Linked DNA regions of Homo sapiens: regions 1 and 2 are each linked to region 3. A link is a loop called in an ENCODE intact Hi-C map of the cell type or tissue named here. Cell type or tissue: heart left ventricle. All regions are shown on one strand. Links, peaks and the distances in the headings refer to the core of each region. The heading gives the core; the rest is flanking DNA. Region 1 overlaps SLIT3 (slit guidance ligand 3). Region 2 has its middle 22 kb from the start of WWC1. Region 3 holds the start of SLIT3 (slit guidance ligand 3).

Region 1 (10,040 bases), core at 3,686-6,185, 190 kb before region 3:
GTTTCAAATGTCCCTTTCAGGACTAGTATTCTGGTGACTGCTGATGGGGAACGAACAGTATTTTTGTGTCCATGTTTAGTGTGGCTTGTTACAAAGTAGATGCCCCAGCCTGAAGGCTCAATGGGGGCAGGAGAGGCACCGGGGCTATGCACAGTAGCTCCCTTTGTTCTGACACAGCACAAAGCGGCCCTTGCTCAGTGCCTGCTCCTGATGCTGGTGATAACAGCGCTGACAGTGAGGGGCTCTCAGCCTGAAGGTCATGCAGTTGGTGGAGAGACAGCAGCTTTGGAGTAAAATCCTGGATCTGCCACCTCTTGGCTGCTTGATCTTGGGTACGTTCCTTAATTAAGTTCTCTGATTCTTTTCTCACTCATCAGAGAGGAGAAAGCACAGTGCCAGGCACAAGGTAGACCCTCATAACATTTTAGTTTCTCCTTCTTCCATCTGGAGGCTCTGGGGTCAGCATTCCAGGTTCAAAGCCAACCCAGGTCACTAATAGTGTGAGCTTGGGCGAGTGACTTTACCTCATTTTTGCCCCATGGTGGTAGCTGCAAGGCATACTTTCTAGCGGACCTCAAAGTCTGCTCTTCACCCTCTACCCTTCTCTGAGCCCTGGGGAGGCTGATTCTCATGGACTACATCACCAGCTTCCCTTGGCTGCTGACTTCCAGAGAGGGGCACCCAATGGGAGTCATGAGCAGGAGATCAGAGGGCAAGAGGACAGAAGTCAGGTATCTATCTCCTGGATCCTCTCTGCTGGGCTGTGGTTTGGAAGTGCTTAGTTCCCAAAAGCCACAGCTTCTGTTGGGCGGCCCTTCTCCCATGGCTACTGCTCTCGACTTGTCCCAGTAACTCTCCTTCCATGCACCCCTCAGGCCTAGGGGTAGATGCAGCTTCCTACAGTTGCTACTTCCTCATGTTTAACCATCACTCATCAGCACCTATCACCCATCTATTTGTAAAAATTTCCTTCCTGAAACCCTCTTTTAAAATTATTTTTCATTGTGGTGAAGTGTACATAGCATCAAATTTAACATCTTAATGGCGTTCAAGTGTACAGCTCTGTGGCGTTAAGTACATTCGCCTTGTTGTGCAGCCATCACTATCAGCCGTCCCTAGAACCCTTCTCATCCTGAAAAACTGAGACTCTGGACCCATTCAATAGCAGCTCCTCATTTGCCCTTCCCTACCTTCCCCTCTAGCAACCATTATTCCACTTTCTGCTCCTATGAATTTTCTACTCTAGGTACCTCACATAAACGGAATCATATAGTATTTGTATTTTTGTGACTAGCTTATTTCACTCAGCATAATGTCTTCAAGGTCTATCCATGTTGTTGCCTGTGTCCGAATTCTTCCTTTCTATGACTGAATAATATCTCATTGTCTATATTACATTCGGTTTATCCATCCATCCACTGATGGACACTTGAGTTGCTTCTACCTTTTGGCTACGTAATTAATGATGGCTGTACAAATGATGAATATGGGTGTACAAATACCATTCGATCCTCTTTAACTGTCCTTTTGAGGGTTCCATCTGGGTTCCTACCATGACCCTCACTGATATATAATGTATATCTCATATCATCATGCCTTTTTTTTCTTTTTCTTTTTTTTTTTTTTTTGAGATGGAGTCTTGCTCTGTCTCCAGGTTGGAGTGCAGTGGCTCGATCACGGCTCACTGCAACATCTGACTCCCTGGTTCAACCGATTCTCCTGCCTCAGCTTCCCAAGTAGCTGGGATTACTGACATGTGCCATCATGCCCAGCTAATTTTTGTATTTTTAGTAGAGGCGGGGTTTCACCATGTTGGCCAGGATGGTCTCAATCTGTTGGCCTCGTCATCTGCCCGTCTCAGCCTCCCAAAGTGCTGGGATTACAAGCATAAGCCACTGTGCATGGCTCATCATGCCATTTTTAATAACTGAATCAATCAAGTGAATGTGTGAGTGCATGGCACACAGAAAGCACTCAATAAGCGTCAGCTACTGTTACGATTAGGGAGGTTTTCTGAGTGTGGCAGAGACTCTTCATCCCTAGCAGCAGCTCAACTACCCTCCCCCACCTAGCTGGGCTGGGACCATGTGACTGCAGTCTAGAGAGTGGAGTGTGACCAGAGTAGGACAAAAACCTCCCTACCTAATCCTTTATGCCTTCTCTTTTTCTGTGGGCTAGATGCCTACCTGGCAAGAAGGTCCCGGATGCCACGTGTTAAAGATAGCAGAGCCTCCATCTGCCTGGGCCTCCTGATATGTGAACAGAGGAAAGTGCTCGTATTATCACCTCTGTTTTACAGATGATGAAGCTAGAAGATGTGGTAACTTGCCCAGCGAGTAGCAGAGCCTGGATTAGAACATAAGCAAGCAGCCTGGCTCAAAGGTCTGTACGCCTCAACACTATTCTACACTGTCTCTCGCAGACTTAGGAACAAGCCTTAGCAATTAGATTTCCCTTTTCTTGAACAACCCCCAGACTCAGTCTAAACTCAAGATTGCTGCAGTGGGAGTCCATGAAGCTGAGCAGTACACCATAGGGCCAGGGTGTCCTGGTGTGACATTGCAATTTCAGTACATTTCAATTCCCAGTGGTGCAGGCTGGGAGGGCCATGAGGAGGGAGGGAAACAGACCTGTGCCTGCAGCTGCTTTCTTGGCCACCTCTGTCCTCCTCCTTGGTGTTCTTTCCTCTTAGGGCTGGAGGCCTGCTCTCACCACCTGGGAAGGAGTCTGGAGAAAGACGGGTCCTCCCTGGCTCCGTGGCGGCAGAGCCGGGATTACCCACTGACATTATAGCTGGCAGCCGTGGGCTGTTGGCACCCTTTAAAAGAACACGATGGCAATTTTCCAGCTAAATTCTCCCAATTAGGCAGTTAGAGAAACATTATCCACCTCAGCATAAAGCTGATGAAATGGAGGGGGAGGGCGGAAGGAGGTGTGCTAATCTGCCTGCATTGGATCCTATGGTTTAGAGAATGTACATATTTCCAGGGGTGCTCTGTGTCCCTGGAGAAGTTTGCAGGGGTCTCATGAGCTGCCTGGGGGCAAACAGGTGATCCCATCCAACTCAGCCACTTGAAGGGTCTCATCCTTCTAAGCAAGGAATACAAATCGTTCTCCAAAATCCCAAAACTTTCTCATCTCTGGTCTAGACTAAGTGGGTAAAGGGAGGCATATGAGCAGAATTTATAAAGTCAGAGCCAGAAGGAAGCTTGGAAGCTTTTCTTCCCCATCCCACCTAGACTCAACACAGGGATTGGGAAACAGGTCCATCAAGGAAAGCTCAAGCTGTGACACAGGCCATAATTCCTGACCATTTACTCACAGCAATTAGCAGAGTTCCATGGTTTTCTCATTTACCAAGCCTTTCTTTCCTAAATGTAGGCATTTTCCAGCCATTGTCATATTTAATTCTTATGATAACCCTGGGCAGTAGGTATTCCTGTTGTCCCAATATGCACACGAGGAAACTGAGACACAGGCACATGTATGGAAGCCAGGCCAGGGAGGGATTCCACAGGCAGACCAAGGCAATGTCCAGCCCCTCAGAAAGGCCCAGGATCCTGTTACCAGAATTCCTGGTCGTCAACACACATTGATTTAATGATGATGATAATGATAATCATACACTGAGCACTATGCCAAGTGTAGAAACCAGAATATCTAATTTAATCCTTACAAGTATTTGTATAAAATGAGAGTCATCACTCCTCACATTGCAAATGAGGAAACTCTGGACTAGAGAGATGAAGGAGCTCGCCTGTGGTTGGATCCTGTGGTGGGATCCGATCCTCACACTTGAGCCGGTGCTCCTGACAGCCATGGAAGGCCACCCCCACTTTGGACAAGGGCCACCCAGCATATCAGGCACAGTGCGCCCTGCAAAGAGGTGGACAACAGTCCTTGCCCTTAGGGTAGATACTCTATAAAGCACCTAAACCAATTAGATAATAACATAAACCAGTGACAAGTTCCCAGCTAGCCAATGCTGATGGAGCTCAGAGAAAGAGAAAGAGAGAGACTCCCTGGGGCTGAGGCTGTCAGGGCTTCTCTGTGAGAGATGAGGATATGGAGAGATAATTATTGCAGGGCAATAATTATTGTTTGGATTATTTTTATTATTTTTGCATTTATTATTGTATTTATTATTGCAATAATTATTGCAGGGCAAAAAAATCATTACTGCAGGGCAGTCCGGGCAAAGAACTCTGAGCAGAGAGGTGAGCAGACAGGTGTCTGAAGGCCCAAGAGCTCAATGGTCTGGTTCCCACGGAAGAAGAGTGGGACAGAAGATCATAAACATGAGCGGAGATCATACTGTGTAGGGATGCAGATGTCAGGATACAATGTTAGGACTTCATCATTGGCAATAGGGAGCCTTTAAACATTGGGAGGCAAAGTACCAAGATATCTCTCCAGGATGAACGACCTAGTTATGGTGTTCAGGATGAATTTGAGGACAGAAAACCCAGAAACCCAAAGACATTGTTAATGACAGGAAGAGGACATTATGAAAGCTATGCTGACAGAACATGGCGGCTGACTGGAAAGATCTAGGCAACCAGGCCTATTATCATCACTGATAAGATGATAGTCCATGCACATGATCCTTCCATTAATTATGTTTCCTTCTACCACAAGTGTTTCTTCCCCTCAACAAAAGGTTGAGGTCTGAGGGAGAAACAGGCTAATCAGGGCTGCATCAGGAGAAGAGGCCCTAACTACTTGGCACCAGTGCTGGGGAAAAGTCCTCAAGCATGAAGGAGCCCCATGTCCTCTGATTCCCCCACAATCATGTCCTACTTGTTTATAGGGAATCTAATAAAAAGCAAGGAAGCAAGGAGTAGCTGATTTGTTGAGGTTTCCCTAGGCCAGCCTCAAAGTCCACAGAGCCTTTCAGATTTACATAACCCTTCAGGGAGGGTTTACTGTCATCCTCATCCCTCATTCACTCCCACAATATCCAGCAGGGGGCAGGGAGCAGGGGGCTTGAAAGGGTTGGCTCCACCAGGGACACACAGCAAGTCAGAGGCTGCCCCAAGTCTATCCTGTGAAGCGACTGGAGGTGGCAGTCCTTCTTCATTAATCACAAGTAGCGTGGAATGAGAAGGTACCAAGAAAGGTGTGTGTGCCTGCACTGTCCTAGGGCACCCATAAAAATAGAGAAAACACCACTTTACAAACTGCCAGGATACATAACTCCACAATGGACTTACAATCTATAAAAAGCACGGCTCCATGCCCGGATTGAGGAGCTGGAAGAGCCAAACTGGAAGTGAGTGAGCAAAGATCATGTGAAATGACTTCCTCAGTCCAGATCCACATCACTGGGCCCTTCGTGACAATTACTGTGCATGTTCTCCCCCGTCCCCTCCCTGCCCCCCTCACCTCTTCCCAGCCTGATTTTGCCTGTAATTTTGAAAAGCTATGGCTGTTTCATTGGGACTTGGCTCAAGTCTGCCAGGAAATGCAAATTCAGGACAGAAATAGTGGAATTTGGACACGATGGCAGAGCCAAGCTGCTGCCAATCCCAGCTCTACCTCAAAGTTTGATGTGGGGAAGAGGAATGGAGGATTTCTAGGGACTAAGAGAAGGTGTTAGCCAGAATTCTGTTTGTTTAAAAAGTCTCACCCAAGCTGTACCAGGGTTCCCGTTCTTTGGAGATATCTAACAAACTCTATTCCCTGCGACCCAAAGGGGTCTCTATTCTCAAAAGGAGAACTCTGTTTCTCCTATACAAGGTGAGTGCCAAATATTGCCAATGAAGTCAGAAGTAGATTGAAGAAATTTGAAAACTCTAGGTTCTCTCCTTGGCCCTTTACGTGACACCCAAGAACAGGCCACAGCGCTTCCTAAGCACGAACTAGCATAACTAAGAAAAGACGCTCTCATACAGGCCCAGCATCACACACTAGGACAATGTTATGGTTGTCACATTCTATGATGTGTGCCTTTTGCCTTCCCACTTGAATATTTTTGAAATGTGGCTGGGGGTGGTGGTTCACACCTATTAATCCCAGTGCTTTGGGAGGCCAAGGCGGGAGGATCACTTGAGCCCAGGAGTTCAAGGCTGCACTGAGCTATGATCACATTAATTCACTCTAGCCTAGGCGACAGAGTAAGACCTTGTCTCTAAAGAAATTTGTTTAAATGATTTTTTGAAATGTGCACATTTGCAATGCCTACATATAAAAGAATCTGTATTTCCTCAATAATTTGTATTAGGATTTTTATTAGATATGTTGTATGTTGCATTCTGTGGAGTCATATATGGAGGACATGTGTGTGCTGGGGGTGGAGCTAAGACCATGCATTGGTTGGTCATCTTCTTGAACTGGTCTCCCTAGTGACACTGGCTGAAGGTGCCTCTGGCCCAAATGCTCCTTTTAGTCTTTGAGGGTTCTTGGACTTTTGAAAGGCCAGGTGAGACCAAGAAAGCGAAAGAAAATTTTGAGTTACTGGTTTTGTTCTGCTGCTCTTGAGGTCCTAGGCAGGACCGAGTCAAGACCCATTGTTAACCCAGGAGAAAGCGGGCAAGGCAGTCTGTTCTGGTTCTGTAAAGAAGAAATGACCCAGGAATTTGTAGGATACATAGGTCTGGAGGATTTAGGACCTTGGCCATCACTAGATGAAACCAGCAGTTGTTACAAGGAGTGGTACTGCCATTTGGCATTTTCAGGAACCTGTTCATGTAAAAACCTGCCACTCTGATAGTGACTTGCTTTAAGAGTAGGGAACACTCTAGCCACCTTTTCACCTGGAGTGGCACTGATGGTATTCTTTCCCTGAGGATATACCCCTTGCTGGTAAAGCCCCAGAAAACAGGCTGCAGTCACATAATTTTTAATTTTTTTTTTACAGTTTTAGTGGTATTCTCATTTTATAAACTACCATTTATGACCACTTATTGTGTGCCAGACACTATGTGAAAGTGTTCTACATAGATTATATTTATCCCTAAGTGTTAAATTTTTCCCAAAGTCCCACGACCGCTTAGTCCAGAAGCTCATGTTTGAATCCATGCCTGTCTGGATCCAAAATCTGTCTACTAAACCATGATACTTGGACTGCTTCTGCAGCTTTTAAAAGCATCAAAGCTGATACATATGGAAGTCAAAGACTCTGACCCAGAGCAAAAGTCTTGGAGTTCCACCAAAACAGACTTCTTCAGCCTTGTTACGCAGATGACACCTGGAACCTATTCAAAATTAAATCACCCAAAGGAACAATTCCCAGCCTGGACACTTGTGGGTCTCCTAGGAAGGAGCACCCCCTAGAATGAGTTTCTGATCTTCATGATGGTTTGATAGAGGGACTTCCATATGCATAAAAGCTGGTTACACTGTTAATGACTAGAAACTGTTATCATGCTGATTAATGCTGCCATTGTTCACAGCAATAATTAACCCAGCAGGAAGGACTAACAGGAATGAAATAGTGGCTAATTCATCTCCAAGGAATTGCCAAGTGATGTTTATTTCGTGAAAACTGGAGGGAACCAAACACACAATCATTTTTCTTTGACACTGACGTTTTCTGTCTACCAGGCTGGCAGCAGCAGCAGCAGAGCCCTTCCATATCCAATTTCAGGTGAACAGTCAGAAAAGACTCATGCAGGAGGAAAGAGACAGAAGAACGTGTCTTTGGCTAAACACCCAACTGTGGCACGCTGCCTCTGTGGGTCTCCTGTCTTCCCTCCAATCTTAACATCTTTCTAAAGAGCCAGCGCTCACCTGAGTTGCTAATTAAGTTATTTCCTTGTTCTTCTGACTGGAAATGTTTTTCTTGCAGCATTGCCAAATGGAAATGGCTCTTAATTATGTCAACTCATGAAACCACACCAAAGACAATCCTATCAGAACCCTCATTTGTCACATGACTTAAAGAATAAAAAAAGATAAGCCAGTAGATGGGAGGCCAGTAATAACCCTTTTCATCATAAAGCTCTTCATAGCTACGTTCATCAGCTTTCAAATCCAGCCTTGGATGTGGCTCTTTAAAACTACTCCATGTGCAAAATGGAACAGAACCAAGAAGGATATCTTCTTAAGTAGGAATATAAAAAGAGTGCTACCTTTTGTCCCATTTAAAATTAGACTTAATTTGATCTTTCAGAAAGCACAGTTGATCTTGATATTTGGTCAGAGTGCTCAGTTGCAGGGTGATGGTGCAAGTCTCAAAGGCAACAGGGACCAAATTTTCTAGGCCTTCTCTATCTTCCTCATAATAGTTGCTCCAGGAACACGTGCTTTGTAGAAATCCTGTAGGAGGGATGTGATTTCTGTCTAGTGCCATCCAACAGAGTTCCACACTGGGCCTGGGAGGAGAAAGAGGGGATGTGATGACACAGCAGAGAGAGAGGCTTGAAGATGCTTCACTGCTGCTTTGAAGACAGAGGAAGGAGCCTTGAGCCAAGGAATGTAGGTGGACTCTAGAATCAGGAAAAAGGCAAAGAAATGAATTCTCTCCTAGGATTTTAAGAGTGAATGTGACCCTGCCAACATCTTGATTTCAGCCCAGTGAAATCCATTTTGGACTTCAGACCTATGGAACTGTAAGAGACTCAGTTTGTGTCGCTTTATGCCACTAAATCTGTGGTAATTTGTTAAGACAGCAGTAGGAAACGAATACACCAAGTGATCTAAGGACTTGCACCTTGCACACGTGCCTGTTCTGTGCCCACCTTGAGAGCTGCATCCTACCTGTGCTCAGCCCCCAGTAGGTCTTCTATTTTCCCTATTATAGTCTTGGTTTACTTGATGGGCCTCTGCAATCACTGGCCCACCACCCATATCCCAGCTAACTTCCTTCTTCCTGCTTTAGAGGTGATGGGTCTAATCCTAGTGTTTTGTTCACAGGATTGATGCCAGACCCTTTCTTATAAGCCCAGCCCCCATTCCTTGGTAATTTATCATGAAATCTCTTTCCTTTCTCCTAACTACTCACTACATGGAACATACTATATTTTTCCCATTTAGCAATACAGAGGCTAAAGTTAGAGAGGTATTAAATGGCCAAATTTACACACCTAGTACATGGTAGGGCCAGGATTATAACCTAGATCTGCATAATTCCAAAGTCTATGTTCTCAAGGACTCTTCGATATGGTCATTCTCATGAACCACCCCTCCAGGAGACATCAGGAGCTGTGGCCCAGAGCCTCACCTCTTAACCCCAAAGACATAGGATGAAATTTAGGAACTCCAATACCTTAAACCTTTCTGATGAGAGTCAAAACTGACTTAATCTCTACTTGATTTCATTCAAGAGAGGGCTAGATTAAAGTCACATTCTCATGTGGCATAGTTTGTGTGGCTTTAGACCCATCGGCCACTGGGGTTCCAAAAAGAACCCGCCCCTGCAACCAGCCATCACCTGACTCTTCCAAAAGGTTCCCCTGAACCCAATATCCTGCCTGTCCTAAGTATTTACTGACACTGAGGCTGCTGCGTCCTGTCAAAACTCAGAAGGGTTTCACTTCCATAGTTAACCAGTGTTCAAGGGATCATTCATTCCGATATTCCTGGTTGCTCTGTATTTAGTTTTGGAAGCCATTCTATGAGGTGAAAACAATCTCATCATTAACATTTAAAAAATGCCATTATCATAAAAAATGGAGGCATTTATGACAGAGAGAGGACAATCAACACTTCTTCCTGGTTTGAAGGCTTTTCCTCTTGCAAAAAAGTTTTCTGTAAGGCATCCTGAGCTAGTGGTTCTTGTGCATAAAACCATGCATAGGGTTTAAGAGCAGGAAGGGCCCTGGCCATGACCCAGAGATGACAGTATCCAGGATAATGACGCACATGTGGTTATGCAGGAGCTGCTGTGAATTCCAGTTTAGTGCTCCTTTCTCAACTCCAAGTCACCGCCCAACACTCCAATTTGACTGATTTCTCAGAGAATTCCAGTTGTTCATAAGCTGCCCTGGGACACTCACTCGGTTTACCAAATGGTAGCTCCTTTTACCATCCCCCAAATGTAGGGGCAACTTCCGGTTGCTTTCCATTGAACTGAGGGTGAGGAGTTGGCCAGCTTGGCC
Region 2 (10,040 bases), core at 3,347-5,846, 1.0 Mb before region 3:
CTTTCCAGACTACATCAACTTACCCCAAATCTTGCCTATTTGGGACAACCCAATAAGAAAAGCACTGCTGGTTTGGATAACTTTTGTTTTACATCACTCCTAAAGTTAGAATAATACTATCATTAATTGCTAACATTTATTGGTGCTTACTTGGTGCCCAGCATAGTGCTAAGGGCTCTGCATGCAATATTTTAGTTCGTCCTCACGTTTCATTCATTCAATGACATTTTCTTGAGAGCTTCCCTCGTGCCAGGGGGAAGTTCTGGGCTAAGTTCTGGGTAAGAGAGGTGAGTAGACACCCATGGGCCCTTGCCTCATGAAACTATGGGCAGGAGTGGACAGACAGTAGGAAAAGCATGGCATCAAGAAGTGAAAATGGGCTGGGGGTGGTGGCTCATGCCTGTAATCCCAGCACTTTGGGATGCCAAGGCGGGCGGACCACTTGAGTTCAGGAGTTCAAGACTAGCCTGGCCAACATGGCAAAACCCCATCTCTACTAAAAATACAAAAATTAGCCGGGCATGGTGGCACATGCCTATAATCCCAGCTAATCGGGAGGCTGAGGCAGGAGAATTGCTTGAACCTGGGAGGCGAAGGTTGCAGGTAGCCAAGATCGTGCCACTGTACTCCAGCCTGGGCAACAAGAGCAAAACTCCGTGTCAAAAAAAAAAAAAAAGAAGGACACAGAAGGTGGGTGGTTAGGCCCGAGCACAGGAGAGGATGGCAGGGTTCACAAGACACAGTTAGAGGTTCGATTTTTTTTTTTATGTGCAAAGCAATAAAGTTGTGAGTTTTGATTTCATAAAAAGTGCTGTGGCTGCAGTGTGGAGGACAGGGAGGGGAAGCCAATGTGGTCACCTAGGTGAGATGAAGGAGGAGGCCAAGAAAGCCATCAACCTAAGCTAAAGCTAGTTTTTAAAAAATTGACTGGATGCATGCCCCGGATGAGCTCCTAGTATCTTTCACTTTGGAGGTGAGAAATCTGAGGCCACCATCACCCAGCGGGTAAGTGGTGGGATCAGATTCCAGCCCAGCTGTGGCCAATTCCAAACCCTCTCCAGGAAGTCTAAGGCCTCCTGTGGTCCCATCACCCACAGGTGGAAGGAAAGAAAGAGAGAAGCAGGGCTGGCCTGCTTGAACCCAGGTACCGGACTTCACAAGCCCTCCTAGCGTCACTAGCAGAGCCAGTGATGACTTAGTAAAGCAAGCAGGCAATGAAAATGGCCCAGAGCACTTCCCTCTGGAAGGACATGTGAACAGCCGCATCTCCCCAGGGCCATGAGTTTGGGCTGTTTCCCTTCAGGAGGAGGATGGGAAGCAGGAGACAGACAGCTTCTCTGTCTTTGAGTTGCTTGGGCCCAGCTGCTGCCTGCCTTGTTTAATCTGGCTGGTGTCAGGAGTACTTGGAGAAATCTCACAGAACAGCTTCCAGTGGGTCATGAGGACCGCTCAAATCTTGGTTTGGTGGGAGCTTCGTGCGGACTGGCCACTGTGTTTTATCCTCCTGCAGTAGATGCAGCCAGCAGTGCCCACCAGGACAGGGAGTTCACACCAGGCCAGAAGCCGGGGGATCTCACTCGGCCTGTGGCTTCTCTGCCCCATCCAGCCTCTTGGGTAGACCCAAAGGGTGATAGACCCAAAGGGTGGGCAAATAGTGTGTCACAAAGGGAACCACATGTCACCAGAATGCCACCCAGGCCTGAAACTCTCCTCTTTTGGTTTAACCATCTTTCAATTATCCATGGGTTTTCTGCTACACCTAGGCCAGGCTCTTATAACACACTACACAAACACATATTAAGGGAGAAGGAAACAGGCTCGGGGCAGAAATCCTTTCCCGCCTTTCCATGGGCCAGTCCTTGCATGACCAGGACAGACTGATACAGAATTCTGGAAAGGCGGGCCGGGCGCAGTGGCTCATGCCTGTAATTCCAGCACTTTGGGAGGCCGAGGCGGGCAGATAACAAGGTCAGGAGATCGAGACCATCCTGGCTAACATGGTGAAACCTCATCTCTACTAAAAATACAAAAAATTAGCCGGGCGTGGTGGCGGAGGCCTGTAGTCCCAGCTACTCGGGAGGCTGAGGTGGCAGAATGGCGTGAACCCAGGAGGCAGAGCTTGCAGTCAGCCGAGTTCGCGCCACTGCACTCCAGCCTGGGCGACACAGCGAGACTCCATCTCGAAAAAAAAAAAAAAAAAAAAGAATTCTGGAAAGGCGGTACAGCCTATGGGTTAGTGAAGATCATGCACTCTGAAGTCAGACCACCTAGGAACCAGTCCTGACTCTACCACTCACTAAACGAACATGGAAACTTGGGAAGGTCACATGTGCTAATTAAGGTAAATATCATACGCTGTGTTAAGAGATAAACTCAAGTTAGCAGAAGAAAAGCTTCTCACTTATATAATAGTCCATCATTGGTCAGGGATGAGGATGGCTGCTTTGATGATTAAATGAGATATTGCCTGTATCATGGATATGTGGTACTCAATAAATGTTCTTTTTTTGTTGTTTTTTTGAAACGGAATCTCACTCTTATTCCCCAGGCTGGAGTGCAATGGCGTAGTCTCGGCTCACTGCAACCTCCACCTCATGGTTTCAAGCAATTCTCCTGCCTCAGCCTCCCAAGTAGCTGGGACCACAGGAGCCTGCCCCCATGCCCGGCTAATTTTTTGTAATTTTAGTAGAGACAAGGTTTCACCATGTTGGCCAGGCTGGTCTCGAACCCGTAACCTCAAGTGATCTGCCCACCTTGGTCTCCCAAAGTGCTGGGATTACAGGCGTGAGTCACCGTGCCCAACCTCATTTTTATTATTTTAGAAACTTTCTTCCAAACACTGATTTTTCTAAGAGTAGAAATTGAAGCATAACAATTTTCACAGGGGGAGAGATTTGTATGCGGGAGCTGGGAAGATGGAGAAAGATCTTCCCTCAAATCTCATGTCCTCAAGAGCAATCTCAGCTTCTCCCCTCTCCTGGGCCTGGGTAACTTGAACAAGTACTTTCAGTGTGTGGACCTTCTTCATGGCTTCAAGGGCTTTTCAGAAAGGGTGACATCTGGAAAGTGGAGGGTCTCAGCCATGTGAAGACTAGCCATGTGAACAAGGGACATCTGTTCAGGCATTCTACTTTCAGAGTCACCAAGCACAATTTTGTCCCTGGCACTGTCAGAAGCTGGGAAGACAAAGATAAATAAAACATGGTCTAAAGTGTGAGACAAACTCACAAGCCAATCAATCACTACAGCACAGTAGGCTCAGGGCTGGCACACAAGTGATGAGCAAACACATGATGTCCAGAGGACAGGAGTATGAGTTCTCTCCACAAGTTTTGTTGTTTTTTTTTTTTTTTTTTTTTTTGAGACAGAGTCTTGCTCTGTTGCCCAGGCTGGAGTGCGATGGTGCAATCTCGGCTCACTGCAACCTCCACCTCCCAGGTTCAAGTGATTCTCCTGCCTCAGCCTCACAAGTAGCTAAGATTACAGATGCCCACCACCACGCCCGGCTAATTTTTGTATTTTTAGTAGAGATGGGGTTTCACCATGCTGGCCAGGCTGGTCTCGAACTCTTGACCTCAGGTGATCCACCTGCCTCAGCCTCCCAAAGTGCTGGGATTACAGACATGAGCCACCGTGCCCAGCCTCCACAAGCATTTGAGCTGGGCACTGGCAAGTAAGAGAATGCAAGACAGACAAGGCAGGAGGGGGTAGCAGGAAGGAGAAGAAATATGCAAAGAGACAGGTGAGAAGTTCAGAGAGGCCGGGGCAGGTGCTAAGGATTAGAACCACCGGCGAGCGCGCTAGACACGGGTCCCAGGCCAATTAGATCAGGACCTCTGGAAGAAAGGTCTGATCGTGGGTAGGTGAGTTTCACCTGCAGCCCGAAATGAGGAGCAGGGGATTGGAGCTCAGCGGGAAGGGCACAGCCAGAGATGAGGTTTGTTGGAGGGAAGGAGGCAGGAATAACAGTCAGGCTAAGAAGCTGGGTATTCTCCTGCCAGGTCATGAGGGACATCAGTGTGACTCTTGTACATAGGGAGAAACACGATTAGGGAATCTTTGGGTTTGCAAAGTGGAGAGAGAAGAGTGGCAGAAGGCCCAGAGCCCGGGAGAATCTGCAACAGTCTGGATGAGGGCTTGAAGGAAGGCTGGGGCGGTCAGAACAGAGGGAGCGCTCCTCAAACCGGCTCAGATTTGGGAAATGAGGACGAGGTTCTGTAACTTGCCCAGAGTTGGGGACAGGGTCTATACGGGGTGGAACACCGAGAACAGATCCCGGCCAAGGATCCTCTCTCCAGTGCATGCACCATTCCTTCTCCTTCGCCTCTCCCTCCTCCACGACCAGCCAGGTGAAACAATTAGGGAGAAGGGATATTCTGATTACTTACTTACTTCAGTGATCCTCTGACCACACCAAGTGGCGACTTTCCAGGAAAGTTCTGATTCAGCACGCTCACACCCAAGCCCCGCCTTCCACCCTGAGGAGGCAGGTGGGCAGCCTGTAAGGCGCCATTCCCCAGCACCCGCAGCGGGCACTGTGGCTGCACGCCGCCCTCGGAAAGCAAGGCTGCACCAGCTGCTCCACAAAGCCCCTCCCTCACCAGCCCTCGCCTCCTCCCGGCAAATGTTGGGTTTGCCATCTGGCCACGAGGTGGCAGCCTTTCCCATGAAATCTGCTTGGAGGTGGGCCCGGCGCCTCAAAGGGATTTAGGGAAGTCGCCGAGCAGCCAGAGACTGCGAGGAGAGCCCTGGACTCCTGAAAGAGGCCCGTGGAATCGGTTCCAGGAAAAAGATTCCAAAGAAGACCAGTCCTGGGACCAGCCAGACTGGACTGCGAGCCTGCCTCCACCATTTGCCCACTGAGTACATTTCCACCTGGACTTCCTGAGCCTCACCTTTCCCATTTGTAAAATAGGGATAAAAATAACTGCTGTATGGGATTATTTGGAAAGCCTAATAAAAACAATATATGTAAAGTCCTTGGCAAGGGCCCAGCATTTAACAAATGCATATTAAATGGTAAGCTATTATTAAAGGAAAATTGTGGAATTTGGGGGTTATCGTCTTTAGATTAAAAAAAAAAGCAAAACAAACAAAAAAAATCCTTCACTTTCACTCCCAACCACACCTTTCTAGCTAAGCCTGGGCTTCTTATCTAACCTCCGAAGCCTGGGTTTCCTCCCCTGTGTAGTGGAGATGATACTGCCATCTGGCAGGGTTGCTGTTGTAAACACTCAGCCTCCCTCAAGGGGATGTCTACTGATTGGCAACTAACTTTTCTTATTCTCAGCCTTCAGTGAGAGCTGAAGTGTGATCCCAGCCTGAAGCTTGACCTGTTCAAGAGTAAGGAGCTCCACCCACCCCATCCTCCCACTTCAAGAGCTGCGTAAAGCCCTGGGGACTTGCTCTTCTAGAAGGCTCCAGGGAAGAGAGGACAGAAGAAGCAAAGCCTATACCCTCTTAGGGACAGTCTACCCAGTAGCCACTCTTCCAGAGATGATCAGTGTCCCTGAACTGAGCCCAATTCCAGGGGCAGTAAAAGGGATGTCCTTACACTCATGCATTCATAAAACGCTTCTATCCAAATTAATTGCTGTTATTTGAACTTCCCAGCCACTCTGTGAAACAGTGTGAAAATTGAGCCTTAGAGAGGACACACCACAGATCAGGAACAGGCCCCTCCCAGGTGGCTGGGAATCTTCGGTTCTCAGTCAGCTCTCTGGCTGTTTCCATTCCCAGGCCACTCCCTCAACAATCCCTTATCTTGGTCTTATCTCGGCCACATACATATAGATTTTGTTCTCAGGCTAGAGCCTTTGGCCAGAAGGAATCTGCCCCACTAGCTATTAGTCAACCAGTGAACATTTAGGAAACATCTATTACGTAGAATGCTGCAATGAAGATGGAGAAAGTGAACACAAGCTGGCTTCTGCCCCCAAGCAGCATCTCTGTATTAATCAGGAGAGGTGCAGGGGTAAGTGACAGAACCCTAACACAAAGCAAAAACCAGAATATCCAAAGGCAGGACTGGCTTCAAATTTGGTCAGATCCAAGGGCGCAAAGATGCTCACAAGGTACTGTCTTTGCTCCACCTCTCAATGCCACTGCCCTTGGGATGTGGCCTTATCTTCACAGTGATTTATTCCATATGTAGGAAAGATGGTTGCCAACAGGCCCAAACCTATATCCTTGCAGCACCCATGGGAATGTCAAAGAGACCCTCCCTCTATCAACAGAAGACCATGAATTTGCCCAAACCCCATCAGCCTTTCCGGGGCCATAAAGAGCGGGAAAGGAGTGGCTCTTACAAGGAAAATAACTGCCTAGACGAAAACGTGTTAATTGCCAACATCTACTGAAATCATGAGGGTATCTGTCCATTCTGTCCACAAATAGTGCCTGACATGCCGTAGGTGCTCAATGGACAAACCAGGTGCTGGGGACAGAGGGATGAATGAAACGCAGCCATCCAGGAGGAGTCTAATGGGAAACACCAAGAAGCGAATACGCAATATAATGTGGAAGTGGGCTGGGCGCGGTGGCTCACGCCTTAATCCCAGCACTTTGGGAGGCCGAGGTGGGCGGATCACTTTGGGTCAGGAGTTCGAGACCAGCCTGGCCAACTATGGCCAACATGGTTAAACCCCGTCTCTACTAAAAATACAAAAAAAAATTAGCCGGGTGCGGTGGTAGGGACCTGTAACCCCAACTACTCTGGGGACTGAGGCAGGAGAATCACTTAAACCTGGGAGGAGGAGGTTGCAGTGAGCTGAGATTGTGCCACTGCACTCCAGCCTGGGCAACAGAGGAAGACTCCATCTCAAAATAATATAATAACAATAATAATAATGTGGAAGTGGCTGGGCGCAGTGGCTCACTCCTGTAATCCCAGCACTTTGGGAGGCCAAGGTGGGTGGATCACCTGAGGTCGGGAGTTCGAGACCAGCCTGACCAACATGGAGAAACTCCGTCTCTACTAAAAATACAAAATTAGCCGGGCATGGTGGCACATGCCTGTAATCCTAGCTACTCGGGAGGCTGAGGCAGGAGAATCACTTGAACCCAGGAGGCAGAGGTTGTGGTGAGCCGAGATCGCACCATTGCACTCCAGCCTGGGCAACAAGAGCGAAACTCTGTCTCAAAAAATAATAATAATGTGGAAGTGCTGGGAAGAGAAGTTGCTATGGTATGGCAAGGACACTGGGGAAGGGCAGTTAGCTCCGCTTTGATGGGGATTTGGTGGAAAGCACTTGGATGGGTGCACAAATAGTGCATTGGGAGGATCTAGATTGAATCTGAACAGCCAAAAGTCACCCGGCTCCGCAGGGTTTCTCAGCTACCCGCCCTGAGGATACCATGGCCTTTCCCTTCTTCTGGGAATGTGGGAAGCCACCAAGCAACACCAGCCTGGAGAGCCTGTCCCCTGGGAAGAATGGTCTGGTCTGTGCGGGGCTAGAAGTCTGCTGCTCCTTCACTCTGGATCCCCACTCCCTCACTCCACACATGGGGAGCATGACTTCCCTTCACTTTCTGCAGAGGTGGTTCTGCCCATGGGACCATCCTATGTGCCTAGTACCAGGTTTCTCAATTGCGGCACCATTGACATTTGGGCCAGATGGCTTTGTTGTGGGAAGCCATCCAGTGCATAGAAGATGTTTAACAGAATCCCTGGCCTCTACCCACCTCACGCCCCACCCCTGCCTATTCGTGACAGCCTCTCAGACATTGCCAAATGTCCTCGTGAAAGGTAAAATGGACCCCAGTAGCGAGCCACTGCTCTAATGCATTCTCTCCCCACCCACTTCTCCCTCATTTCTCCTCACCCAAGATCCCAGCATTCCTAAGGAAGGAGCCTCTTCTCCCTAAGGAGACATTTATTGATACTTCCTATGTTCATCCAAGTGACACTCCCCAAGCCAAGGGTTCTAGAACTACAGGCTGAGGTCTCTACCCCAATCCTCTTCTTCTTCTCTGAGGTCTCTACCCCGATTCTTCTCCTCTTCAACTACCTCAGTTGACTTCATGAGCTGAGTGTGAAAAAGTGAATTGACTGCCCCAACACCCCAGTCCCTTCTGCACCCCACAGACCTCCTGAGGAGCTGCCACTGCTTGGAGGAAGGCAGAGATGCTGATAATCCTAAGACAGGAGCGATGGGCTGTGTGCAGTAGGGAATGGCCCTGTGAGTATGCTATAATGAGGAGCATAGAGTGATCCACATGAGAAAATGACAAGTGAGAGGAGCCTGGGGACTTCCAAGCACCCTCCCTTGGTGCCTGGGGGAGGGATGCCAGGCCCTGAGATGACAGGGTAACACTTTATTTCCTCCTTCCTGTCCTGTTCCTGTGCCAGCCATCACAGAGCCCCTTGAAACAGCAACTTGATGGTAATTGATAGTGCCCAAATGATATTTTCTGGACAGGTGCCAGGGATGCAGTCATGGAGCTCAATAGCATTTCTAGAGAGAATAGGAGTTGATATCTATCAGTCCCCAACTGGTGAGGCTTCAACAGGCTGCTTGGAGGAGGTGGTATTCTTCTCAGTAGCACAAATCTGCCAGGGAGAGGAAGAACATGTGTGTGTGTGTGTAACACATTGCAAATATCAAGGGTAATGTATAGCACAGGCTTCAAGGAGATGCTCATAGGTGTAAAGGCATCAGGTGTGAGGAAGCATGCAGGTGCAAAGACACCAGGTGTAACTGAAGGTGTAACACAGAGTGTGAGGACTAGAGACACATACTGGGGGCAGGTTGGTGGTGCGGGGGTGGGTGATGCATGATGTGTAATTAGTGGAAATGTTGGAACAATGGAACATGCAGAGCAAAGATGTGTGTGCAGAAGCTGCAGAAAATACCTCGGCAAGTACTGAGTGGAGGTTTCTTACTCATTCTCATATTCACACCTGTGTTTCTCTGTACCAAGTAGAGACAGGAGGATCAGGTAGAATAATACTCAGCATGTGACATTTACTGTGTCACAGTCTATCTTCTGCTATTATAGCAAAATACCACAGACTGGATAATTTATGTAGAAAGGATGTTTATTTGGGTCGTGGTTCTAGAAGCTGGGAAGTCCAAGAGCATGGCACTGGCATCTGGTGAGGGTCATCCTGTGGTGGAAGGTATCACATGGCACCTATGCCCATCATAAGAGACAGAGAAAAAGGAGGCCAAACTTATCCTTTTACCAGGAGCTCACTCCTGCAATAATGGCATCAATCCATTCATGAGTGCAGAGTCCTCCTGGCCTAATCACCTCTTAAAGGTCCCACTTCTTAATACCATTATAACGACCATTAAGTTTCTAATACCTGAACTTATGGGGGACACATTCAAGCCATAGCATTATATGTATAAGACAAAAGTACAACTGAAGGACCACTTTAATCATTCATTTTTTTTAACCTCCTAAGACAGGACACATGCCAGTCTATATTCCTGAGGGGATATATGGTGAAATGGTTTTTAGCATAAGCTTTAGAATCAATGATTTGAGTTTGAACCCTGCTCTACCATGTACTTGCTACAAGTCTTAGACAAATCTTAAACAATCCTATGACCCAGTTTTCTCATTAGCAACATGCGGAGAAGGGAAGCTACCCACTGCTTGTGGTGGTCATGGCAATTAGAGGAGAACCAGGGGTAAATCACACACATAAAGGGGCACATTCCCAAATGTCAGCTCTGTGCTAACTGGAGGAGAGCAGAAATGACATCCTATTGCATCATCTCAAAGAGTTCTGCAGGACAGACAAGCTGGGCTCTTCCAAAGGCTTGCTATATCCCAAGGGCAGAATCCTTGCTGGGAAGGCACCTTTTCCCTCTGCAACCTCACCTCTCTAAACCCTTGCATTCACCTCTAGTGAACCTGACAGAGGGGAAGAGCTGGGTCAATATAAATGAGATTCACTTCCAGAGGCACATCCCATGGACAAAAAAGCATTGGGGGGCAAGAGGATGGAAACACAGTTGAAGCCATTCAATACCCAGACAGGTGCAGGCCCTGAGAACCTAGGGAGGAAGGCAAGCCCATCCCTGCCA
Region 3 (10,040 bases), core at 4,568-7,067:
TAGACAAGGACGGCAAGATGGGGAGAAGTGGCCCCGTGTGAGAGTTCATTTTCATCTGCCTCCTCTTTTTCCAGGCTGAGATTGTGGTTGGAGAAGAATTACATCTGTGGGCTCCTTTTGTAGTCAGAAGGGTAAGTGCAACATCTGTTTACTCTGTGCTCCATGGTAAATGTTTGGTTTCAGGCACCGCCATCCACTTCCTCTCCTCTCGTCCTCTATCTTTGCTGCACGGATAATAAATTACACTGAATTCTTCTCTGCATTTATTTAGCTTTCTTGTGGGTGTCACCTCCTCATGGAGGGGGAAAAATTGTCAGTAGTTTATAAAAGACAGAGTTTCTTTTTCTGCGTGATGTTCTGACATTATAGGGAAGATCTTGGAACACAGACCCCCCAATTCTGATTCTGGCTTAATTATGAACAATTGAGGCCCCATTCCAGGCCTGAAGCAAAGTCCAAATGGTGAGCACATTATCCCCACTCAGGTTTTCCTTAATGTCATAACACAAGGTTTCAGAAGTCAAAAACATCCAGAGAAGCAATATACACAGACACACACACACACAAATCCCTTCATCAAAGCCTTTTTGGGAGGCAGAGTACCAAGAATGGAGAACGGAGAAAATGCAGTTTCTTTGTTTTAAAACACAATTTAAACCTTTGAGATCAGAAAACTGGATTTTAGGAAGGTCCTGAGCATCTGATGACAGTGCTGACAAAACGTGCCCCATGGCAACATGAACCCTGGGAAGTTCAAAAGGCTCACCAAAGCAAGTTTCCTTCTATCTTTTGCTTACATTCTTTACATTGAAGTGCTGGTTTTCTTCTGTATTTGCAATGGTTCTATATACAGTTTCTGGAATGCAGTAGAGGTTCAAGTCATGTTTGTTCTCAAACTCCTAGGCTCAAGCGATCCTCTCACCTCAGCCTCCCAAAGTGCTGGGATAACAGGCATGAGCCACTGCGCCCGGCTTCAAGTAATGTTTGTTGAATGAATGAAGGCAGGAATAAATGAGTGATTCCTCTGAAGAAATCCTTGGCAGAGAGTAAAAATGCCAAATATCCCCCAAGAGTTTTCAGAATTGAAATGTTACATTTGAGTTGGCTGAGAGAGAGTGTGGTGCAGGACTTTGGTGGTGAAGGACTGTTGGTGGGTTGCCCTGAAACCCTGCAGTGAACCTGACCCAGCTTGCTCCTACAGACTGTCCCCCATTCCCAGGGAGGAAGGAGACTAGAATGAGATACCATCGCGGCACCCCCATGCACCCTGGCCAAAGTGGCACCAGTGACCACAACTGAGGCAGAAGAGACCAGAGACATCAAAGAAGCTCCTGCTCTGCCACTGCCTATTAACGACTGCAGCAGGGGGCCTCTGGGAATGACCAGGACTCCAGTCTCTGTCCTGTTTCTCCAGTTCTAGAGCTGATGGGTTGCCCTGAGCTGCACAGATCCCCTAAGGAAGATGACTCGGTGGCATGCTGGCATGGGTGCGGTTCCTGCAGCTCTGGAAAACTTCCTACACACCAGGAGGAGAGGGACTTACTCTTCTTGGTTTCCCAAACATGGAGCACGATTTTGAAGATGCGGAAGATGTAGTTGCGAGACCCCAAGCAGCAGACCTAACATCAAAGTGAGCTGAACATTTGCAGGGTATACCAGAAGCAGAAGCAACAGCAGCCTATTCTAAGATCCAAGCCCAGCCAGAACCCTCCCAAGACTGTCTGTTTATAGATCGTGGCCCAAACTGACCCTTGTTCCAAGGATGACCAGGAGAGTGATAACGGTTGTGGGCTTAGGAACCAGTCAGGCTTGGATCCAAACACTTCACTAGCTGCACGACCTTGAGTAAATGACAAGATGGCTTAACTGTGAAAGGGAGTAATAAGCATTGCCTATGTAACTAACAGGACTGTTGGAGTGATTCAATGAGATAATACATATACACAAATCAAGGCATGAAAAGCATTTATCAAACATTAGCTATAATTATTATTTCACTAACTCATGTGGCTAGCACTGGTGTGACGAGGAGGGGAACTTAGTTTACAAGTTATAGGTATCTAAAAATACCACTAAAACAAGTTTTTCACTCCTATGGACTAACTTAATGTCTGAATTAAGGTGTGAAAACCTGGATTCTAGCCCCTTTATTGCCGTCAACTTGCTGTGTTTTCTTGGGCAAGTCATTTTACACTTCCAAGCCTGGTTTTCGACATGTGTTAATAAAGATTCGGCTCTCACCCTTTAGGATTCTGTGGTTCAACCCAACAAAACAATCACTGCACTTGTGGAAAAACAAAAAAGTACTGAGCCAAAGGAAAAAGAGAGCACCAGGAATAAGGAAGACAGTTCTGCTGAGTCTCCACCCAGAGATGCACAAAGAAGTGGAAGAGAAGAGGAGGTGGGGTGATAGGAGGTGACTAGCAGGAATAACACACTCTAGGACAATGCTTGTCATCACTACTCTCTTCCAGCCTGAAGTCAAGAAAGCAGAGTGGAAGATCCAGGCGCCTACCCCTAAGGCACATGAGGAAGGGGAGAAGAGGGAGAGCAAGACACGGAGGGAATCTACCACACTAGAGCAAACCCTCACCCACTTCTCGGCTGGGTTCCCAGTAAGGCTTCCCACCCACTCCAGCGTTTCTCCCCCACTCCCTTACCCCACCCCAACTGCGGACTAAGAGGAGCCCACCCCGGAGTCCAAGTTTTGAATCTGGTCCGAGGATCAAAATGATAAATGTTTCCAAAACGTTGACATATGAAAAGTAAATATTTGGTTGCACAATTGGGGCTAAAACTAGGGTCAATCCACCCCATTCTCCAAGCGCCTCTCCATTCGCTGCCAAGCCCAGGATCTGAGGCTGAGTGCGGTTTGTAAGATTATAACGCTCGGTCTCATTTGAAGGGCTGTCAGCATTTCCATTCTCCGGCCCCTTCGTTCGGGGAGGCATTTATAACCGAGCCATAAAAAATTCACCCGGGGCTGCAACTTGGCATCTCCCAGACTGCGCTCCAGGCAGAGCGGGTTTTGCGAGCACCCACTCTGAATCTGTCCAGTTCCTCAGAAGTTAAACCTTCACCCACACTCTCAACTTTCCTTGCAAGGGCAGCCAGAGAGCGGCTGGCCCATTCTGATCTCCAAGCAGGTCAACAGTCTCGGGCCCTCTCTCCCGCCTCCGCGCCTTGACGGCCCATCATCCTATAGCTTTCTCCTTCGCCCGCCCCCCTTTTTAACGAGCGCAGACCCCTGACCCTCACCCTAAGACCTTGAGGCTGCAGTGCTCTTGCCTCCCCTCGCCTCTCCTCAGCTACTCCTTGGAAGCTGTCAGCGGGCCCTGCGTCTGGAACCCTCACCCCTGGAGAGGCACTGCTCTTTGCCCATCGCTGGGGGTTTCGAGACCTCTCTTTCCAGATCTGACCAAGCCTACAGACCCCCAGCTCGGAGAGTGAGGGATCGTATCCAGGAAGGGATGAGAATAGAGACTGCATCCAGGGAGGCCGAGGGGAAAGGACGGATCTGGCGCCTGGGGCCCCCTCGGTGGGACCCAGGTGGGTGGCCCGCGTGGGGTGGGGCAGGGGTACTCACAGGCGCTCAGCGTTGCGGGGGATGCCCCGAGGAACCGCGCGGAGGCCCAGCCCGTGGCAGTCCACGCTGGCAGCGGAGCAGGTACACTTGGTGGGGCAGGCGACGGCTGGAGGCCCACTCAGGACGCTCGCCAGCGCCAAGGCCAGCGCCAGGCGGGCGCGCACGGCGGCGCCGACCCCTGCCCACCCGGGGGCCATGGTGTGCAGGGCCCCGCTCCTGGAGGAGGCTGCCTCTGCGGGGCAAGACGCGTGGAGCCCGAGGAGGCGCGCGGGGAGCGCGGGCGGCCTGGGGAGCGGGCGGCGGAGTTAGCGCGGAGGAGGGGCGAGCTCGGTGCTCAGGCGCACGGGGCGCGGGCGGAGCGGGGCGCTCCGGGCGGCGGCGGCGGCAGCAACAGCAGCTCCATCGGCGGGGCCGGCGCTGCCCCGCTGCGCATCGCTGGGAGTGCCCAGGTGCGGAGCGCCCCCTGGCCCCGCTGGCCCGCGGGCCGGGTTGGGGACCTGGGGCGAGCGCAATGGGGCGTGGCGCCCGGGGAGGTCCGGCTTGGGGCTGGGCTGGGGAGCGCGGCGGCTGCGGCTGGGGCACGGGGCGGCCGGGTGAGCTGGCCGGCGCTCGCTCTCTCCATTCAGTGAGCACGGCAGACACCGGAGACGCGGGGCCCACCCCTCCGGCCCCCCCCCGACCAAGAAACGCCAACTCCGCCTCCCATTGGCTGCGCCGCGCGTCATGTCGACTAAGTTGGGAACTTTGCTGGAGCGACCGAGAGCCTGGAGGGAGGAGGCAGTAGAGGAGGGAGAGAGAAGGAACCAGGGAAGGAAAGGGGCTCGGCCAGCAGGGCCCCTGGAAAGAAACACTGAAACTCATTCACTGTTAAGATCCAAGGACGGATAAGGCTCCTGACACTTTTTTTTTTTTAATTTTTGCACTGAGCTGAGCACTCTACTCATATTCTTTACTTAAGTCCACGATCTTCCAAGGGGTCGTCTGAAAACAGCTCAGAGAAGTGAAGCGACTTGCTGGAGGTCGCACAGCTGCTAGGGACGCCAAACCATGGCAGTGTCGCCCACGAAGCCGCTTCCCTACCGCACCTAGTACTCATGGCAGAGATCCACAATTTTGCCTGAAGAGCCTTGGTTGACACCAATGTACTCCACAGCTACACACACACACACACCGTGGTCCATGTTGTTGAGGTCACTGCTGGCAAACCTTACCCGGAAACTTGCCCTGCTTTGCCCAGACCCAGCGCTTGGTGGACTGGTAAAAGTAGTGATGGCAGCGACTTGGACCCCTGGATTGACAATGCCTTGTTCCATCCTCGGGTTTCTGCTTCCTGACTGGGTGACTCTGGGCCAATCGTGTCATCTCTGAGCCTTCGTTTTCTCAAATCCGGGGCCACAGTCCTACCTGGCCTCACCTCCCTGGGTTGTTTGGAGCATCACAGAAGAGAACGTGTTTTTGCAAAAGTCATTCGCAGACGAGGCATCCCTTCTGTCCCCAGCGCCTTCTTTCTTCCAGCGCCCGCTTTAAATTGGCTAGGTCTGAGCTTTTCCAGATGCCAGTGGGGAGGGGCGTGTGCGTTAGAGGCTCCATAAATACTTGTAGGAATGATTTTGTTTGTTTGTTTGAAAGGAAAGGGCAGGAACTGGAGGAAGTATTGCCCAGATTTCCTTGAGGTCCCCTCACACTGAGAAGGCCTGAATGAGCCCTGCATATATATACACACACACTGGTGCCTACGTATTCACAGCCACGCACACACTCTCACATACTCAGGCTCACACACACCCATTTATACACCGGCAATCACACACACGTGTACATGCATGCTCGCACACACACTCACATAGTGACAACTATACTCCTGAGAGCGCTTCTCTTTTCTTTCATAAGAATACTATTCTGATTTCTTCTACCTCATTTTCCTTCAAGGAAACTTTCAACTACTTGACCACATCCTGTGAATATATAGTAGAGTTGTAGATTTTATTGTATTATACTTAGCAGATTTTCAAAGTCTTAGCTTTGGGCACCCACTTGCGCGCGCGTACACACAAACACACACATACGCACACTCACTCAAACACACACACTCGAGTCCCTTCATCATTCATAAACACATTAGGTGCAATTTACTGCTGTTATTCTTGGGAACGGCTTTCTGTACAGATGCTGTTGTTATCGCCCCCTGGTGGCTGGCGAGGGTCTATGCTCCGGTCTTCAGGGTGACTTCGGTATTTAAGAACTCTAAACATCCTTTTATCCCTTTGCTCTGAAGCTTTCCTCCAAACCTTGAACCAATTTAGTACCAGGACTGAGGCAGATGAGAGAACCGGGCAAGGGCCCAAGGGCACAAAGCGTCTCAGACTGTCTGGAGCAGAAAACAGTACGGTTTTCTTTGTTTTCCCAAATGCATGCTAGAGCATGTTTTGCAATCCCTTCGGGCTGGTCCTGGATCTGTGCTCTGAGCGCAGTGGGGGACTGCGTTTTCCATTTAAGCTGCTCAGGGGGGTTTCATGAGCCAGACTGTATCTTTAAGGGACTTTATAGGCATTCAAGTGTGACTTTTCCTGGGAGAAGCCCCTTAGAACAGATGGTGAGGATTTCCTTCAGAGTCAATCATCCCCAAGGAGGAGGCAAGTGGGAAATACAGGAGGGGCCCAGAACACCAGGATACACAGAATCATGGAGTGTTTGGGCTGGTACAGCCTTAGAAATCACCTAATCCAACATTTCTACAAGTGCCTTCTGATGACTACTGATTCCACATGTTTCATCATGGAGGAGAAAAAAGTCTCCTTGGGCAAAGACAGATTGAGAAATGCTACTCACCTTCACCCCTCTTGGAGAATTGCATCACAGATGAGTGTTTTTAAGTTCCTGAGAAGTCCTGCAGTAAGGAAACCTGTTTAAGGCTTATTTAACCCAGTTTCTCAGTATAGAGGACCACTTTTCATGTAAACTGCAAATTCTCTTGGAACATACTTTGAGAACCCAAATATAGTTCAACTCTTGTATTTTACGAACAAGGAAGCTGAGTTTCAGAGAAAGGCGGGCATTTATGTAGGGTCACCTAGCTAATTAGTGAAATAACCAGAGCCAGGACTCCGGGCTTCCAATGCTGAACATGTGGCTCTGTCCACTTCCTCAGCTGATTCTGGGGCATCTGCAGAAGGCGGTAGCCACCCCATGGAGCAATTACCCTCCTTGGAGAAGACTGGGTAAATCACTAGGAGGTCAGGCTATTGTTTAGAACTTTCTATGTCCAAGGGCCAGAGGTGGCTTTACACTCTGTGGTGTCATTTTTAGAGTTGCGTAAAAGTCCCTGGACACTTTTGAATTTTCCCCTTTACTTTTCCATAGGCTTTTCAAAAGCAAACTACTCGCCCATTCCTGCAGGAAACCCCATCTCAAACTTTCTCCTCAACCTGTGTTTCTCAAAAGCAAACTACTCACCCATTCCTGCAAGAAACCCCATCTCAAACTTTCTCGTCAACCTGTGTATATTTCCCTGTGTGAGATACTACCCTTCATGTGGCCACCACAGTCAGCGGAGGTTTTCTGTTTCCAACCAGCCAGACTAACCATTTGTGCTCATCGTTCTCCAATGAATTCTCCAGATCTACTCTCTGCCCACTGTCGGAGGCAGTTCTGTTCCTCAGAACAAACAAAAAACTTTACCTTATTGAATTTCCCCAAAAAATGACTTTTAAAGAAAGCCATGGATAGCACACAGAATCTACAGAAAAAAATGAAGATGGAGGCTTCAACAAAGACAAGACCCAAGGCAGGATCTAGGTGCCAAGCTCAAGATTTCCAAATTCCCAGGAGGGAGCAATTGATGGTCCTGACTTGAGTCACGTGATCACCCTTTTGGCCAGAGAAGACAAGAACTATGGGTGACAGTTTTATGGAGACTGCACTCAGTTGGGCAGGTAGGAGTCCTTCTCTCAAAGGAAAACCCAGAAGCTATTAGCTGAAAAGTGGGTGGGAGTATTGAGAAGTCAAAACAGCTCAAAGAATTTTCCCTCTCTCACACACCACAGCCATTTAATTCTTCAGTTCTGTTCATTCTTCCCCATGACCATCTCTTCAATGTATCCCCTCTTCATCTCTGGTTCTCCTGCTATTGTTCAGATCCTAGTTTCATGCATAGGTATTGCTCATTGGCCCCCACATAATTTCTCTAACTTTATTTCTTAGTTTTTTGCTTCACCAATCCGTCCTTTGCCCTGATGATCCAAGGATCTTAAATACAGACCTGACAATGCAATTTTGAACTCTGGAGTTGTTTTCTGCTTCTTCCACCTCATCTGCCACCACTCCTCCACATCCACTCAATACCCGTCCCAGAACATCCTTTCCTGCTCTCCTGTCTGTCTACCCCAGAGTCCATGTAGCAGCCGAATCCTCCAGTTTAGAAGCGGAATCCTCTGGACTTGTTGGTCCAGACTATTAGGTTCTTGAAGATAGTGACCCTGTGTAATCCAATTTTTTCAAACTTGTATTATAAAAAGTTTCAGGCATATAGAGATGTCTAATCAAGTTTTGTAATCTTGATATCTAGAGGTGCAAATCTTGATATCTTGATGATGAATAAATGAATACATGAATGAATGAATAAACAAATGAATGATCTTCTCAATCAGCCAGCTTATTTGACATTCTCCTATTGTATTTTTATTCAGTTTAATCAGTGTTAGTCAATCTTTTGGGGGAGGGTGTGGTTACATTCTTCTAGAATGCTCTTGCAAATGATACACATTCGCCACCCCCAATTCTGATATATTTGCTTCACCCCATCAGGACTAACAATTTCTGCTCATTATTCTCCAGTGGACTCTTCAGATCCACTCTCTGCCAACTGTCAGAGGCAGTACTGTTCCCCAGGAAACTAACCTTTATAGACTGCATCACCTGAACTCCCTTGGATCCAGCCATATGGGGAACTAGCTCAGAGAGCTAGAGGAGAGAGGCCAAGGCTTCCTCCACAGGACTGCAGTTTGTCAGTGGCTGCCTTTCCCTATTGAAGGTCATAGTTCGTGTTCAGCAGCTGTCTTCTACAGCTATGGGTCTCCTTGGAAACCACTGCCGTCTCACTATGCCTTTAGAGGACAGGAGTGGAAATAGCTTTCCACTGCTGCTAAACTTTGGGCAGTCCCCATCCCTGGTTGATTTCTTTTCTTTTCTTTTTTGTTTTTTTTTTTTTGAGATGGAGTCTCGCTTTGTCGCCCAGGCTAGAGTGCAGTGGTGCAATCTCGGCTCAATGCAGCCTCTGCCTCCCAGGTTCAAGCAATTCTCTGCCTCTGCCTCCCAAGTTGCTGGGATTACAGGCACCAGCCACCACGCCTGGCTAATTTTTGTATTTTTAGTAGAGATGAGGTTTTGCCATCTTGGCCAGGCTGGTCTTGAACTCCTGACCTCGTGATCCACCCACCTGAGCCTCCCAAAGTGTTGCAATTACAGGTGTGAGCCACAGCTCCCGGCCCCCTCTTTGATTTCTTAACCCTGCCTCACCTTTCCATATAGTCCCTTTACCAAACTTTCTTCAGGTACTCCTTTGAATTATCCATTTCCTACCAGGGACCCTGAAACTGACACACTACCTCACTGAGCTGCTGAGGCAGATCTTTGAGGAGTAGGTGAACAGGAAGCAGGGAGAGAGAAAATGAAACCCCCAATTTGAGATTAAGACTATGATCCCTATTCTATTTTCCTGGGAGAGAGAATAGCTCATGTATGTGAATTTTAGGTCATTTCTGGAGAAATGGCCTAAAAGGGTTAAGAAAGTAGCCTAAAAAGGATAAGGAAAAGATACCATCTGTTGGACCTAGAAGGACATTGTTTTCTTTTATTCTTTTTCTTTTTTTTTTTTTGAGACAGAGTCTTGCTCTGTCACCCAGACTGGAGTCTAATAGCGCAATCTCGGCTCACGGCAACATCTGCTTCCAGGGTTCAAGTGATTCTCCTGCCTCAGCCTCCTGAATAGCTGGGATTACAGGCATGCACCACCATGCCCGGCTAATTTGCTTTTGTATTTTTAGTAGAGATGGGGTTTTGCCATGTTGGTCAGGGTGGTCTCGAACTCCTGACCTCAGGTGATCAGCCCGCCTCAGCCTCCCAAAGTGCTGGGATTACAGGTGTGAGCCACAGGCCCCGGCCTGAAGGACATTGTTTTCAATGCAAATACTTCCCTTTTTCTCCCCTGAAAAAGAATGAACAATAAAGGTTTATTGCTGGTTAATCTATTGAGCCTCCCCAAGGGATGAGAACTACTCTGAATACATAAATGTTTAATGAATGAATATGTAAAATAAATTTGATAAATGAATATTACAATAAGTAACCTATTGATGTAGTTAGGCTTTGTGTCCCCACCCAAATCTCATCTTGAATTGTAATCCCCATAATCCTCATGTGTCAAGGGAGAGACCAGGTGGAGGTAATTGAATCCTAG

What was found. A loop is a pair of places that touch in the nucleus more often than their neighbours do. Peaks named below come from ENCODE experiments on the same cell type or tissue, not always from the same donor. Only the 100,000 strongest peaks of a DNase experiment are listed, where the experiment ranks them.
Region 1: it touches region 3 in a loop (4-fold over the local background); 17 of 110 quality-filtered maps call a loop at or near these places.
Region 2: it touches region 3 in a loop (4-fold over the local background); 9 of 110 quality-filtered maps call a loop at or near these places.

The regions. Positions count from the first base shown.
Region 1 is chr5:169,112,047-169,122,086 of GRCh38, forward strand. All of the region lies in intron 4 of SLIT3 (slit guidance ligand 3), which reads right to left. Among named protein-coding and RNA genes, the nearest start is that of SLIT3-AS1, 100 kb to the left of the region's middle. In heart left ventricle, for the core only: a CTCF peak has its summit at 5,085; no DNase peak of the experiment used is centred there.
Region 2 is chr5:168,264,886-168,274,925 of GRCh38, forward strand. No RefSeq gene overlaps it. Among named protein-coding and RNA genes, the nearest start is that of WWC1, 22 kb to the right of the region's middle. In heart left ventricle, for the core only: a CTCF peak has its summit at 4,645 (motif pointing right); a DNase peak (open chromatin) is centred at 4,646; H3K4me3 peaks cover 819 bases.
Region 3 is chr5:169,296,927-169,306,966 of GRCh38, forward strand. SLIT3 (slit guidance ligand 3) reads right to left here and starts at 4,213. Exons shown (of 36, transcript NM_003062.4): 1 at 3,587-4,213. The coding sequence starts at 3,783. In heart left ventricle, for the core only: CTCF peaks have their summits at 5,769 (motif pointing left) and 5,972; a DNase peak (open chromatin) is centred at 5,775; H3K4me3 peaks cover 156 bases; H3K27me3 peaks cover 1,833 bases.